Regions from separate parts of the Homo sapiens genome. Here region 1 is linked to region 2. A link is a contact called in ENCODE POLR2A ChIA-PET data. All regions are on one chromosome and are shown on one strand. Each heading gives the region's core, a stretch centred on a gene start or an enhancer-like site at or near the end of the contact. The rest is flanking DNA. Distances are from core to core; before and after follow the strand shown. Region 1 holds the start of KMT5B (lysine methyltransferase 5B). Region 2 has its middle 19 kb from the start of FTH1.

The links. ChIA-PET counts read pairs that join two places held with the same protein, here RNA polymerase II (POLR2A).
Region 1: POLR2A ChIA-PET joins it to region 2 with 13 read pairs in RWPE1. The contact joins the promoter of KMT5B here to the enhancer-like site in region 2. POLR2A ChIA-PET finds 5 or more read pairs at or near these places in 2 of 52 experiments (CD8-positive, alpha-beta memory T cell and RWPE1).

Annotation. Positions count from the first base shown.
Region 1 is chr11:68,211,924-68,214,673 of GRCh38, reverse strand. KMT5B (lysine methyltransferase 5B) reads left to right here and starts at 1,378. Exons shown (of 11, transcript NM_017635.5): 1 at 1,378-1,536. RefSeq lists silencers at 397-536, 647-1,086, 1,672-2,141 and an enhancer at 1-700.
Region 2 is chr11:61,984,808-61,987,763 of GRCh38, reverse strand. No RefSeq gene overlaps it. Among named protein-coding and RNA genes, the nearest start is that of FTH1, 19 kb to the right of the region's middle. Within about 2 kb of position 1,648, at least 4 of the 41 ENCODE cell types and tissues checked have a DNase peak (open chromatin) inside an H3K27ac peak, as active enhancers do.

The sequences.
Region 1 (2,750 bases), core at 129-2,628, 6.2 Mb before region 2:
ACTCCCTGTGCCTCAGTTTCCCTAGGTGTAAAGTGGCACCCACATGGCCCCCACCTCCGGGGGTCGTCCTGACGCGTGAGAGGGAGGATGCGCGGAGACCCTGGGCAGCCCCGCAGGGGCCGGGAGCGCGCTCATCGTTCTGTTGTCTGGACTACAAGATCGATGCCCAGGCAAGCTTCGCAGCTCCCCGGCTCGCAGGCGGCCCGGTCCCTCAGGATCTCCCCGCCAGCCCGGGATCCCCGAGGAGGGATCGCACGGCCAGCGCGCAGGGCACACCCGGAGTGGAGCGGAGCACGGCGCGGGGCACATAGTGGGTGCTGGGGGCGGCGGGGCCCGCGGGGGGCCAGGCCAAGGCGCGCCCGCTCTCCTCCTCCCTCGCATGCTCCGCGCAGGAACGCTCAGCCTGCCCACACGGTCTTAGGGTGCATCTGCTGCCAGTGACCCCCATTCCCACAACAAAAACGCTCGTCTGCCCGGGGCCACCTCCCTCGGAGCAACTGGGACGCGCGGCGGGAGGGGGGGGGGTCCCCTTCCCCAGGGCTGCAGTCCGAGAGGCTGGCTCTAGAGCCGTCCCTGGTAGGGGCAGGTGTGCAAAGACCCAGGGCCCGGGACAGCTGCCGCGGTCCCGCGGGGACCGGGACCGGAATGCGGTCGCGTAAGGGCCGCAGGGGACCCTAACGTGGCGCCCGCGGGGCGCGGGCGACGCCGCCTCAGCCGCGATTTAAAGGGCAGCGAGGGCGGAGGGATCCCAGCCGCCTACCGGCCGGCCGCGAATCCCTCCGCCACGAGGGGAGGCGACGGCTCGCTCTGAATCGCCCTTTGTCCCTCCGCCGTCGGGAGCGCCCGGCACAGAACTCGCTCCCCGCGCGTGCCCGCGTCCCGCACAGAGCCCCGTGGAAGCGCCGCGGCGGCTGGGCCTGGCGGGAGGCGCGCGCACACTGTGGCAGCTGCGCCGCACGGTGTCCCTCCGCCGTCGAGGCCGCGGCCTTCTTTTCGTATCCTTCCACCGTGCCCGGGCGGGGTCCAGGCGGCTCACCGGGGGCGGCGACGCGGCGGCGGTGCGGGCGGCAGGGCAGCGGGGCGATGAGGTGAGGACGCCCGGGAACCGGAGGCGGCACCGCGCGGCGCACGGACCTGGGACGCGGAGTCCTGAAGCCGGCGGACGGTTTTCGTACGGGCGGCCGTGCGCGAGGCGAGGTGAGGCCCCGGGTGGCGGGGCGCGGGGGCGGGCGCCGGGGGCGCAGCGAGCCGAGGCCGGGGGCGCGGGGGGCGCGACGGCGGCGGCGGCGGCCGGTTGGGGGCGGGGGGCTCGGACGCTGCGGGGACTCATTTTTCCCGTCAGCGGAGGGAGCGAGCGGTGCTGCGGCCCGCGCCGCCATCTTGGATTTTACTCTCCATTTTTCTCTGGAATTATTTTTGGTGATTAATTTTCTGGGGGGGACTGGGACGCGGGGCCCGGCGGCGCGGCCCCGCATCGCAGCGGCCGGGCAGCGGGGCCTGGGACGCGCCCCGAGGAGGAGCGGGGCGGCGCAGGCGGTGAGTCGGGGGAGGGGCGGGCGCCGGCGAGGGTGTGCGGGGGGCGGCCTCGGTGACGGGGCGGGCAGGGACGTGGGGGACCGCGGGCCCAGGCCGGTCGCAGGGCTCCGGGGCCAGGGCGGGTGGGGCCGGGGCCGGGCGCAAGCGGCCGGGCGCGGGGGGCGGGGCTGCGGCCGGGCCGGTGCGGGGCCGGCGCGGGGCCTGCAGTGGTGGCCGCGGCCGGAAGGGAGCGGTAGCGGCCGCCGGGCAGCGTCGGGGCCGGGCCCGCGGCCGCACGAGGGGAGCAGCCCCGCCGCTCGCGATTGGGGGACTCTGTTTTCCCTTTTCTCCAATGGGCAGCCGTGAACCGTCTCGCCCAATCTGCTCCCACTGCCGCGCTGAACTTTTTGTTTTTGTTTTGGCCCGAGCGCATTTCGGAGCCCTCCCGAGCTCGTCCTGCAGCCCACCCTCCTCCCCGACGGCGCCCCTGGCCGTGGCCCGGCGACCCCGCGGCCGCTGCGTCCCCTTTGTGCTTTATCCGCTCTCCCTGCGTCCCCTGGTGTGTGTCTGTCCTTCCACGTATTCGCGGATGATGTGCACCGTTGTCACCTCCGCCTTGGAAGGAGGAACAATGACAACTCGATGCAACTTGCTGGATTAAGATAGAAACAAGTTGGGTGCTGAGAAATTCAGTCTATTTGGGTTTATTGGACCCGGGTCTGGAACAGTAACTTAACGATTTATTAAGTGGTGGAACTTTCGGAATACTGGGGAGGTGAACATGTGTTCTTTGAAGTTAATTTTTAAGAATTTGCCAAATGAAATTTACCTGGAGTGGGGGGAGTTTTCCTTAGAATAGAGGGCAGGTGAATTAATTTGATTGATTGTGGTTCTTTGTGATGTGGACCTTTTTCGATTTAAACCAGTTTGATATAAAGTGTAGTTGAGGATGGCCATACAGGTCTGAACTTTGCTGTGTAGGATCTTTAGAGGAAGCAGTTGCCAGCTATAACTTTTTTCCTTTAGTCTTTAATATTGAGAACACGCCTATAATATTGATAATTAGTAGTAAAAAGAAGTATTTTCAAAAGAGGAGGAAACCATTTTTACCTGAAATAATTACAGATAATGTGTGCATGTTGAAATACATAAATTGCCGCTTGCTGTAAATACAGATTTATTGTGTATCTGAAGGTTTAGCAATTTGAACCAGAGGTGTGGCCCTGTCCCTCTTG
Region 2 (2,956 bases), core at 399-2,898:
TTTCAGTTCTTTTCCATTGCCAGGGAGTGTTTTACTTCAAATTCTGTGATCAAATTAGAGTAAGAGCCATGTGGTGCTGAGGAGAATGTATATGCTGTTGTTTTTGGGTAGAGAGTTCTGTAGATCTCTAACAGATCCACTTGATCCAGAGCTGAGTTCAAGTCCTGAATATCCTTGTTAATTTGCTGTCTCGATGATCTGTCTAATATTAACAGTGAAGCGTTAAAGTCTCCCACTATCATTGTGTGGGAGTCTAAGTCTCTTCGTAGATCGCTATGAACTTTTTTTATGAATCTGGGTGCTCCTGTGTTGGGTGCATACATGTATTCTGGATAGTTAGCTATTCTTATTAAATTGAACCGTTTACCATTATGTAATGTCCTTGTCTTTTTTTTTTTTTTTTTATCTTTGTTGGTTTAAACTCTGTTTTGTCAAAAACTAGGATTGCAACCCTTGCTTTTTTTCTGCATTCCGTTTGCTTGGTAAATTTTCCTCCCTTACTTTTTTCTGCTTTCTGTTTGCTTCGTAAATTTTCCTCCATCCCTTTATTTTGAGCCTGTGTGTCTTTGCACGTCAGATGGGTCTCTTGAATACAGCATACCTATGGGTCTTAACTCTATCCAGCTTGCTGTTCTGTGTCTTTTAATTGGGGCATTTAGCCCATTTACATTTAAGATTGTGTGAATTTGATCCTGTCATCATGATGCTAGCTGGTTATTTTGCAGACTTGCTGATGTAGTTGCTTCATAGTTTCATTGGTCTTTGTATTTCAGTGTGTTTTTGTAGTGGTTGGTAATGGGTTTTTCCTTCATGTTAGTGCTTCCTTCAGGAGCTCTTGCAAAGCAGGCCTGGTGGTGATGAATTACCTCAGCATTTGCTTGTCTGAAAAGGATTTTATTTCTCCTTCACTTATAAAGCTTAGTTTGGCAGGATATGAAATTCTGGGTTGGAAAATTCTTTTATTTAAAAATGTTGAATATTGGCCCCAATCTCTTCTGGCTTGTAGGGTTTCCACTGAGAGGTCCACTGTTAGTCTGATGGGCTTCCCTTTGAGGTGACCTGGCCTTTCTCTCTGGCTGCCCTTAACCTTTATTTTGACCTTGGAGAATCTGATGATTATGTGTCTTGGGGTTGATCTTCTCGTGGAGTATCTTACTGGGGTTATCTGGATTTCCTGAATTTGAATGTTGGCCTGCCTTGCTAGGGTGGGGAAGTTCTCCTGCAAGATATCCTGAAATATGTTTTCCAGCTTGGTTCCATTCTCCCGTCTCTTTCAGGTACCCTAATCATTTGTAAGTTCAGTCTTTTTACATAATCCCATAGTTCTCAGAGGTTTTGTTTGTTCCTTTTCATTCTTTTTTTCTCTCATCTTTTCTGACTGTCTTACTTTAGCAAGTTAGTCTTAAGCTCTGAAATTCTTTCCTCCGCTTGGTGTATTCAGCTATTGATACTGGTGGTTGCACTGTGAAGTTCTCATGTTGTATTTTTCAGCTCCATCAGGTCATTTATGTTCCTCTCTAAACTGGTTTTTCTGGTTAAGGGCTCCTGTAATGTTTTGTCATGGTTCTTATCTTCTTTGCATTGGGTTAGAACATGCTCCTTCAGCTCAGCGAAGTTTGTTCTTACTCACCTTCTAAAGGCCACTTCTGTCAGTTCATCCGTCTCAGCCTCAGCCTAGTTCTGAGCCCTTGCTGGAGAGGTGTTGCAATCATTTGTAGGAGAAGAAGCACTCTGGCTCTTTTGAGTTTTCAGCAATTTTTCATTGATTTTTTTCTCATCTTCATGAGTTTATCTAGCTTCGAGCTTCAAGGCTGCTGACCTTTGGATGGGGTTTGCGTGGGGACTTTTTTGTTGATGCTGTTTTTGTTTTTTCTTTCCGTTTGTTTGTTTTTCTTTTAACAGTCAGGCCAAAAAGCATATGAAAAGATGCTCACCGTCTTTTTTTTCAAGCGTATGAAAAGATGTTCACTAATCACCAGGGAATTGCAAATCAAAACCACAATGAGCTATCACCTTATGCCCATTGGAATAGCTACTATCAAAAAAACAAAAAGTGGGCTGGGTGCAGTGGCTCACGCCTGTAATCCCAGCACTTTGGGAGGCCGAGGCGGGCAGATTACCAGTTCGGCAGATTATGAGGTCAGCAGTTTGAGACCAGCCTGGCCAACATAGTGAAACCCTGTCTCTACTAAAACTACAAAAAAAAAAAAAATCAGGTGGGTGTGGTGGTGGGTGGCTGTAATCCCAGCTACTTGGGAGGCTGAGGCAGGAGAATCACTTGAACCCGGGAGGTGGAGGTTGCAGTGAGCTGAGACCGAGCCACTGCACTCCAGCCCAGGCAACAGTGCGACACTCTGTCTAAAAAAAAAAAAAAAAAAAAAAAAATTATCAAGTGTCAGTGAGGATGCGGAAAAACTGGAACTCTTGCAAACTGTTGGTAGGATTGTAAAATGGTGTACTGCTATGAAAAATGATATGGAGGCTCCTCAAAAAATTAAAAATAGAACTACCATATGATACTGCAATCCCACTTCTGAGTATATATCCTAAAGAATAAAAAACAGGATCTCAAAGAGATATCTGCATCCCCATGTTCATTATGACATTATCCACAATAGCCACGATGTGGAAGCAACCTAAATTTCTGTGGATGGATGAATGGATTTAAAAAACGTAGTATATACATACAATGAAATGTCATTCAGTCTTTTTTAAGAACCAGAAATCCTGTCATATACTATACCAACGATAACCCTGAAGACATCATGCTAAATGAAATAAGCCAATCACAAAAGGGGAAATATTGCATGATTCCACTTATAAGAAGTACCTAAAGTAATCAAATTCATAGAGACAGAAAGCAGAATGGTGGTTTCCAGGAGCTGAGGGGAGGGGAAATGGGGAGTTGTTGCTCAACGGGATGGAGTTTCAGCCATGGAAGAGAAAAAAGTCTGGG